Regions from separate parts of the Mus musculus genome. Here regions 1 and 3 are each linked to region 2. A link is a contact called in ENCODE POLR2A ChIA-PET data. All regions are on one chromosome and are shown on one strand. Each heading gives the region's core, a stretch centred on a gene start or an enhancer-like site at or near the end of the contact. The rest is flanking DNA. Distances are from core to core; before and after follow the strand shown. Region 1 holds the start of Kank3 (KN motif and ankyrin repeat domains 3). Region 2 holds the start of Zbtb22 (zinc finger and BTB domain containing 22). Region 3 holds the start of Slc39a7 (solute carrier family 39 (zinc transporter), member 7).

Region 1 (2,700 bases), core at 10-2,509, 110 kb before region 2:
GTGCATAGGTTGATGTATATAGCACACTATGGAGATCTGAAGACAACTTGTAGGAGTTGGGTCTTTCTTTGCATTACATGGTCCTAGGGATGAAACACAGATCGTCAAGTTTGGCAGCAAGAACCTTTACATGCTAAGTCATCTCACTGACCTTCACAAATGTAATTTTAATTTATTTCTGTGACAATTTTTTGATCTATAATCTCAGTATGTTTATAAGTACACCTGTATGTGTCTATTATATTTACATTATTTTCATCTGTCTATCTGTCTCTGTCTGTCTGTCTTCCTACCTATCTATTGTGATAGGTGCGCTAGACAAGTTCTGTACCATTGAGTTAGATATCTCCAGTAGAGCAGACATTTATTAAGTAACTAGTGTATGCCTGAGGCAGTGGATAAAAAGTTTCCTGATCCTAAAATGTCTAGTAGGGGTGATGATAGTAACCTTGCCTTTCTACTAATGAAAATTGCTATTTAGTTAATAAACCATTGCTATGGCAATGATAATGACTAGGGAAAGGCTGTGCTAAGGATTCTGTTTGTTTTTTGTTTTGTTTTCTTGTGGCACATAGATTTCAGGGGCACATAGATTGAACACTTAGAAATATAGGAAAGTATCACATATAGATAATATTTCTTTTTTTTTTTTTTTTTTTTTAAAGATTTATTTATTTATTATATGTAAGTACACTGTAGCTGTCTTCAGACACTCCAGAAGAGGGCATCAGATCTTGTTACAGATGGTTGTGAGCCACCATGTGGTTGCTGGGATTTGAACTCCGGACCTTCGGAAGAGCAGTCGGGTGCTCTTACCCACTGAGCCATCTCACCAGCCCCCAGATAATATTTCTTAAAGTGGCACAATATATGCAAAGTTCCTGCGGTGGACAAGATCCAGGCTCTTACGACTTCAACAAGACAGTAGGAATTAAACTCGTTATATAAATCCCATTAGAATAGTTTGCTTAGATTTTTCCTGTAGCTCCCTACTGTCCTGTGAATGAAACCTCTTTTCTTACTCCTGAACCAGGCAGGATTTAGAGGTAGCTGGCTGAGCAGCATCCCACTGCCCTGCTCTGATCTTCTCAGATTCTACTGTAGGCCCGCCCTCAGGCGGGTCCCCACCCTGCCCCCGCCCAGATGGCTCACTCTGTCTTACAATTGGATAGTTCGGTTAGATTCGTGCTCTGGTTGGCTGAAAAAGCCGTCAGTTAGGGGTGAAAGCCTTGATAACCCGTGCGGAGCTTCGAGGGGGCGGGCTCGGGTGCGGTGCGGGCGCTGCCGGGGCTTCTCATTCAGGTAAAGTCAACCACGCGAGTCCTGGAGGGGAACAGTGGACCCAAGTGTCCGGGAGGGGTGTGATGCTTTTAGCCCCCTTCTATGGGTTCTGTGCGTTGCAACGGGGTGGGCGCCGTGTCCTGTAATGGTGACCATTTGGACATTGGGAGCCTCAGGTGGTTTAAAGCCGACCGGAGAGGGGGGACCCTAGATTATTAGGCAGATCGCCACCACATGGCCATCCAGGACCTAACCAGAGGAACTTGTGCGCATTTTAGTCTCCTAGATGCCTTAGGGGACCCTTCCCCAGAGTTGGCTTGAAGACCTGGGAATGGGTTTCTTGCAGTGGGGTGGAGTGGGCGGATGGTACGGAAACGGTGTTGGAGGGAGGAACGGATGTCCCCCACTCCCCGGACCTACTGACAATAGCAGCGGATGGAACCGCCCAGCGGTTTTTCCTGTAGGAAACTGCCCTGTCTTTTCTAAGCGGACTTGGTTCTGTATGTTTGGGGAGGTGTGTGTGTGTGTGTGTGTGTGTGATGATTCAAGGACCCCTTGTCCTGCCATCATCTAGCTCTTTCCCCCATCCTGCGTTTGAGAATCCTATCCCAACATGAAGGGCTCCCACCTAGAGCCTTATCAGTAAGACATAACTTCTTCAGGACCTCGGGTATGCATGCTCTGTGTCCTGTCCTTCAGGTTTCCTGATGACAGCTCTCCTGATCACAGCTCTCTAGACTGATCGCAGCTCTGTGTCCCGAAATAGTCCCAGGGCTGGGTGTGGGGGCGTGTGGCTTCAGCTCTGACAGCCTAATGAGGGGGTCTCAGGCAGGGGATCCGGATTTAACTTTGATAGCCAGGCAGTGTGGGAGATATGAGGGCAGCTACACGCCCTACTCCGGGAGGCATTGGCTTGTGTAGCAGTCTAATGTTGGCTTGCCCCACCACACTCCTTACTCCCAAGGCTGGAACTGACAGCTGTGAGCTGGGAGGGTGATATGTGGCCTGGGTTCCCTGCAGTTTCTAGGGGAGCAAAAGGGAATCTTTCCAAAAGCGCCTATTATCCTAGTTACCTGAGAGGTCCAGGTAGGATGATTAAAAGTTGAAGGCGCCGGGCGTGGTGGCGCATGCCTTTAATCCCAGCACAGGCAGAGGCAGGCAGATTTCTGAGTTCGAGGGCAGCCTGGTCTACAAAGTGAGTTCCAGGACAGCCAGGGCTATAAAGAGAAACGCTGTCTCGAAGAAAAAAAAAAAAAAAAGAAAAGAAAGTTGAAGGCCTGCCTGAGAGCTGCAGAGTGAGTTCAACGCCTGTTTAAACAATTGAGTAAAGGGGTCAGTGAGATGGATTGGCCAGTAAAGGTACTTGATCAGGGAATGACATCCTTGTTGCATCCCTGGGATTTACTCGTGTAAGGAGAG
Region 2 (2,700 bases), core at 128-2,627:
TGTGTGTGTGTGTGTGTTTAGGTTTAACCCCATCAACCAGGAGGCAGAGGCATACAGGTCTCTCTAACTTCAAGGCCACAGTCTAGTCTACCCAGTGACAGTCAAGGTTACATAGTGAGACCATGTAAAACAAAACAAAAAAGACTTATTTTATGTAAATAGGTGTTTTGTTGGCATGCATACCTATGTGCTACATTTGTGTCTGGTGCTCATGGAGGCCAGAAGAGGGCGTCTGATCCTATAGATCTGGAGTCACGGAGAAGGCAGAGAGCCGCCATGTGAGACTGGATACAACACTCGGGTCTTCTGCAAAGCAGCTGCGTGCTTAGTGGCTGAGCCATCTTCCAGCCTTCCATCCTGCTTTGTTTTGTTTCTGAGACAAGGTCTTTCTATGTAGCCCTGACTGTCCCAGAACTCTGTATGTAGTAGATCAGGCTGGCCCCAAACTCGGATATCAGCCCGCCTCTGCCTCTTGAGTGTTCGGACTAAAGGCGTGAGCCGCCATGCCTGGCTCACCCTTCTTTCTCCTCTGACTTGTCTGCAGACCAGTGTGGCCACACAGTGCGACCCGGAGGAGATCATCGTGCTTTCAGACTCTGATTAGCAGGCCCCATGCTCCCCGTGCTCCCTGCATCCAGAAGGTTTTTTGTATGGCTGTTGGAAGATGATGGAGTAAAAGATGGACAGAGCTCCTCCCGTTTTGATGGTGTTTCTTTTGACAAAAAAAAAAAATCAAAATGTTTTAAGTTTTACACAGACACATTAATAAACAATGAATTTCTTTTTATTGTATTCTTTCCTTTACTTTGCCTTTTCTCTTGTGACAGCTGTCACCTGGATCTGCCTTTTCTATCCTGGCTCTCTTTTTAGGGCGTCCTCATCCTTAACCCTTCCTTGAGCCTTCTTCCCCTAGGCACTTTTAAAGATAAGTGCTTCGGAAGCCTTCTTAAGCAGCTTTCCTCTCTCGTTTTGAGCGGTCTGAGTGAAAAGGCCAATCAGGGGCTGACTCAAGGTGATTTGGCCAATCCAGGCCTGGAGGAGGGGGGCGGGGCTTGGGGGGTTCTCATATGCTGGGAAAAGGGCTGTTAGATCCCGCGAGCAAGCTAACGTCCAGAGCTCGGGGTGGAGCCTGGGAAGCGGAAGCCAGCACTGGTCAATGAGACAAGGTAGGCTTGTCGGATTAAAGGGGAACGAAGGTTTCGGCCAAACCAATTCCTGAGTCCTCAGCCGCAGACGGGACCTGGTACCTTTAAGGCGGAATGAAGCGCCGGTTCTTTAAAGGAAAAGTGTCGCTGTCGGTCGACTTTTGCCCAGCGGCACAGGAGGGGTGCTGGCCTGCGCCTTTAAGGTCGCAGGTCCGGGAGGCGGAGTGGAGGCGGAAGGCGGAGGGAGTCGGCACAAGATGGCGGCGGGAGGGGCTGGGGCTGCGGCTCTGGTCGCGGAGTGAGGGGGGGGGCCCGGGGGCGCGCGGCCAGGTAAGCGGGGGCGCGCGGGGCTGGGGGCCCCCCTCAGGCTGGGGAACAGTCCGAGGGCGCGATTGGGGAGGACTGGGGGGCGGGGTTCGGGGGCGGGGGCAAACACGAGGCGGGGTCGGGGATCCAGGGGGCGGAGCCCTGGAGGGTCCTGAAGGGGCGGGGTCGGGATCAACTGGGGGCTCTAGGGGGAGGAGCTTGAGAACTGTGGAGAACACCCCTTCACCCCAAGAAAATCGGTACGCAACACCAAGGAGGGGGCGTTCTTTTGAGAGTGAAGCCGTAGACTAGGATAGACGCCCCTTCCCTGAGAGCCCCCTATTTCCTGACCCAGGAGCGAGAGTACTAAACTTGGAATACTTTCTTTGCTAGCGCTGCGGTTTGGTGGTGTTTGATTGGATGTTTTACTTAATAGTGAGCCTCAGTTGCCCCGTCTGTACCATGGGGTTGACAGGGGTACCTGTTTTTTTTTTTTAAATACTGTGATGGCTTAAAATCAGTGATGCTTTCAAAATGCTGTTATTCTTTTTTTTTTTTTTTCCCTAGAGACCCCCCCGGCCGCCCTCTTCTTTCCTTTGTTCCTGTGGCTGGGGGGGTATCTCCTTCCACAGCATGGAGCCGTCTGCTCTGTCACCCAGTGGGGCCACACTCCCACTGCCTCTGTCACTGGCTCCACCGCCACTGCCTCTGCCGGCAGCTGCAGTGGTACACGTGTCCTTCCCTGAGGTGACCAGTGCCCTCCTGGAATCCCTCAACCAGCAGCGGCTCCAGGGTCAGCTCTGTGATGTGTCCATCCGCGTGCAGGGACGGGAGTTCCGCGCTCACAGGGCCGTCTTGGCTGCCTCCTCTCCTTACTTCCACGACCAGGTCCTACTGAAAGGCATGACTTCCATTTCCCTGCCAAGCGTCATGGACCCAGGCGCTTTTGAGACTGTCCTGGCCTCAGCTTACACGGGCCGCCTCAGCATGGCTGCTGCGGACATTGTCAACTTCCTCACAGTGGGGTCGGTCCTCCAGATGTGGCACATTGTGGATAAGTGCACTGAACTCCTTCGGGAGGGTCGATCCGCAGCCACTACAACCACTGTCACTACTGCTGCAGCCCCCTCTGTCTCTGTCCCTTGTGCCAGTGTCCCATCAGGGAATGGGGGCACTGTCGCCCCTGCCACCGTAGGCTCTGTCCGTTCCCATACCTCCAGCAGGGCCAGTGAGAATCAGTCTCCCAGCA
Region 3 (2,700 bases), core at 94-2,593, 120 kb after region 2:
CCAGTCCCTGGTTTTTCTCACCACTGTGGGAGTGTCCATGTCCAGGCTGCTCTGGAGCGTGGTGAGAATGAGGTTCTGCGGGAAGTGGGAGAAAAGGCTTGATGAGGGAATGCCTGGCTCAGGGGATGTGTGTTTGAAGACAACCGGAAAATCTGGGATCATTAAAGAGAAAGAACAAAACCGCTTAAGCCTTTGAGGCGGAGCCCACAAGTTACTTACCCAAGGCATGCGGGATGAGGTGGAGGAACGCATCACCCAGGAGCCCCCCGGAAGCAAAACTGAGCAGGATCTGGAGCAGAGAGCGGTGCCTGGGAGAGTTAGATTCTACTGGGATGAGGAACAGCACGAAGAACGGAGCTGCGGAGATCAGCACTGTGGCCCCCAGTGCCTGGTGGAGAAGCACAATCAGAAGGCAAAGATGGAGCTTCCCACCGATTAAGAACCAGTCCCTCTTCCCCACATCCCCTGGCGACTCACGTAGGCCCAGAGGGTGACAGTGTCCAGGTGGTGTTTGATGCCTGGAGCCCCAGCCTCCCTAGAAGTCCCATGGCTATGTTCACGATGGGCATGTCCATGTCCTCCGTGGTGGAGGCTATCGTGGGAGTGGCCATGGCTATGGCCATGGTGTAATTCCTCACGTGAGTGTCCATGGTCGTGGCTGTGGGCATGCCCATGCCAGATGCTTTCATGAGTGTGGCCGTGGCCATGGTGGAAATCTTCATGCGAGTGCCCGTGGCTGTGGCCATGGTGGAAATCTTCATGTGAGTGCCCGTGACTGTGGCCATGGAAGTCCTCTTCCACATCTTTGTGCAGGTCACCATGACCCTCGTGTCCGGCCACCAGCAGCCCCAAAGCCGCCCAGGTCAGCAGTCCCACAGCCACCCAGTGGGGGGCCCGCAGGCCCATGGTCATCACGCTGACCGGAGGAACAAGAGACGACTCGACTTGACTCTCAATCTACCTATTCGGGATCCGCGTCCCTTGAAGCCCTTCCTCTATACTACTTGCTCCGCTCTTACATTGTCCCCAAGGCCGGTCCACCTCATCCCCAACACCCTTCCTGGATGCAGCCCCCCACCCCCGACACCGCTCTAGCCTTTGATCAGCAACTTTACGGTCTCTCTGGGCCCGCGTCTCTATGGCCCACTGGTTGGGGTAAAGGCCTGGAAAGCGCCGTAAGGGAGCAGCAGGGACCTCTCACCGGCTCCGGGATCCTCTCGGTTCTCGGTTTGCTGGGACGTGGCACTCACGCCTCGAGCTCCCGCGAGATCCGGAAGCTCCCTTTCTTGCCTGCGCCCCGATACCTTTACCAACATGGCGGCGCCCCGAGGGCGGCGCGGCCACGGCGTCAGGACGCATGCGCAGAGCTGGGGGGTTATCCGAGGGGACGGCGGGCTGGCGGGCACCGCCTCCTCCGTTTCCACCTCGGCGAAGGGGCGGGAGCTCAAGGCGAGACTTCCCGTCTGTACAAAGATGGCGGCCGCGCCGGTGCTGTCATCTCAGTGCCGAGCCGAGCGCGGCTCTTGAGTCGCGCTGCCACAGGCCGCGGCCTGCTCGCCTCCGCGGCTTCGTCGCGGCCCCCGAGTCCCCCGCTGTCCCCCCTGCGCGTCCCTGGCGCCTCTCCGGCTTCCCCGCCCTCGGCCCGGGCGTCATGTCTTGGGCCACTCGTCCGCCCTTCCTCCCGCCGCGGCATGCCGCGGGGCAGTGTGGGCCGGTGGGGGTGAGAAAAGAGATGCATTGTGGGGTCGCGTCCCGGTGGCGGCGGCGGCGGCCCTGGCTGGATCCCGCGGCGGCGGCGGCGGCGGCCGGAGAGCAGCAAGCCCTGGAGCCGGAGCCGGGGGAGGCTGGCCGGGACGGGATGGGCGACAGCGGGCGGGGTGAGTGTCCCGTGGGCCCGGGCCGGCGCCCCTCGCGCCCCCTCCCCGCGCTCCCGCCCCCTTGTTTGTAAACACGCGCCCTCGACGTCCCGAGGCCCAGCGCCCTCCCCCGGGGCGGGGCGCGGCGGGGGAGCTTCCGCCCTTCAGGTTCGGGCCCGCGGCGGGGCCTGCGTGCGCGGTCTCGGGCGTGGGAAGGACACCGTTCCCCGTGGGCTGGAGGACTCTGGGCATTCGAAGGCTGAGCTTACGCTCTGGGACCGGGTATTTCTGCCATACTCTTTGCCCCGAATGTTCTAAGTTGGGGTTGGACGAGGGGTTCGCTGCTACACCTCCACGTGCTGCTTCACAGCCCCCCCTCCCGAGGTCAGCTTGGGATGACCCAGTAGCCCCGCCTGACCTGCCTCCCTTTTTGTCAACCGCCTCCTCTCACGACTATTAGAAGTGAAATTGTTGTTTGGCCACTTGGTATTTCTGAACTCCAGGGTTGCGGGCTGTGGTGGGTCAGGGAGAATTAAAGTGTCCATTTGGATGATCAAAAGGCTCACTTTCTCTTCTTGTCTCTCCTGTCCGTGTGTGTCTGCCTTGTACGTACCCACTTCTCAGATTCCCGAAGCCCAGACAGCTCCTCCCCAAATCCCCTTTCTCAGGGGATCCGTCCGTCTTCTCCTCCTGGCCCACCTCTTACCCCTTCAGCACCTCCACCTCCAATGCCACCCCCGCCACTGGGCTCCCCCTTCCCAGTCATCAGTTCTTCCATGGGGTCCCCTGGTCTGCCCCCTCCGGCTCCCCCAGGATTCTCCGGGCCTGTCAGCAGCCCTCAGGT

The links. ChIA-PET counts read pairs that join two places held with the same protein, here RNA polymerase II (POLR2A).
Region 1: POLR2A ChIA-PET joins it to region 2 with 11 read pairs in embryonic stem cell. The contact joins the promoter of Kank3 here to the promoter of Zbtb22 in region 2. POLR2A ChIA-PET finds 5 or more read pairs at or near these places in 5 of 5 experiments (Patski and embryonic stem cell).
Region 3: POLR2A ChIA-PET joins it to region 2 with 10 read pairs in embryonic stem cell. The contact joins the promoter of Slc39a7 here to the promoter of Zbtb22 in region 2. POLR2A ChIA-PET finds 5 or more read pairs at or near these places in 3 of 5 experiments (Patski and embryonic stem cell).

The regions. Positions count from the first base shown.
Region 1 is chr17:33,809,264-33,811,963 of GRCm38, forward strand. Kank3 (KN motif and ankyrin repeat domains 3) reads left to right here and starts at 1,260. Exons shown (of 11, transcript NM_030697.3): 1 at 1,260-1,302.
Region 2 is chr17:33,914,799-33,917,498 of GRCm38, forward strand. It overlaps Zbtb22 (zinc finger and BTB domain containing 22), which reads left to right and starts at 1,378. Exons shown (of 2, transcript NM_020625.3): 1 at 1,378-1,475; 2 at 2,019-2,700. The coding sequence starts at 2,085. Daxx (Fas death domain-associated protein) reads left to right here. Exons shown (of 8, transcript NM_007829.4): 8 at 545-792. The coding sequence ends at 604.
Region 3 is chr17:34,030,347-34,033,046 of GRCm38, forward strand. Slc39a7 (solute carrier family 39 (zinc transporter), member 7) reads right to left here and starts at 1,344. Exons shown (of 7, transcript NM_008202.2): 1 at 478-1,344; 2 at 220-388; 3 at 22-75. The coding sequence starts at 912. It overlaps Rxrb (retinoid X receptor beta), which reads left to right and starts at 1,466. Exons shown (of 10, transcript NM_011306.4): 1 at 1,466-1,877; 2 at 2,481-2,698. The coding sequence starts at 1,652.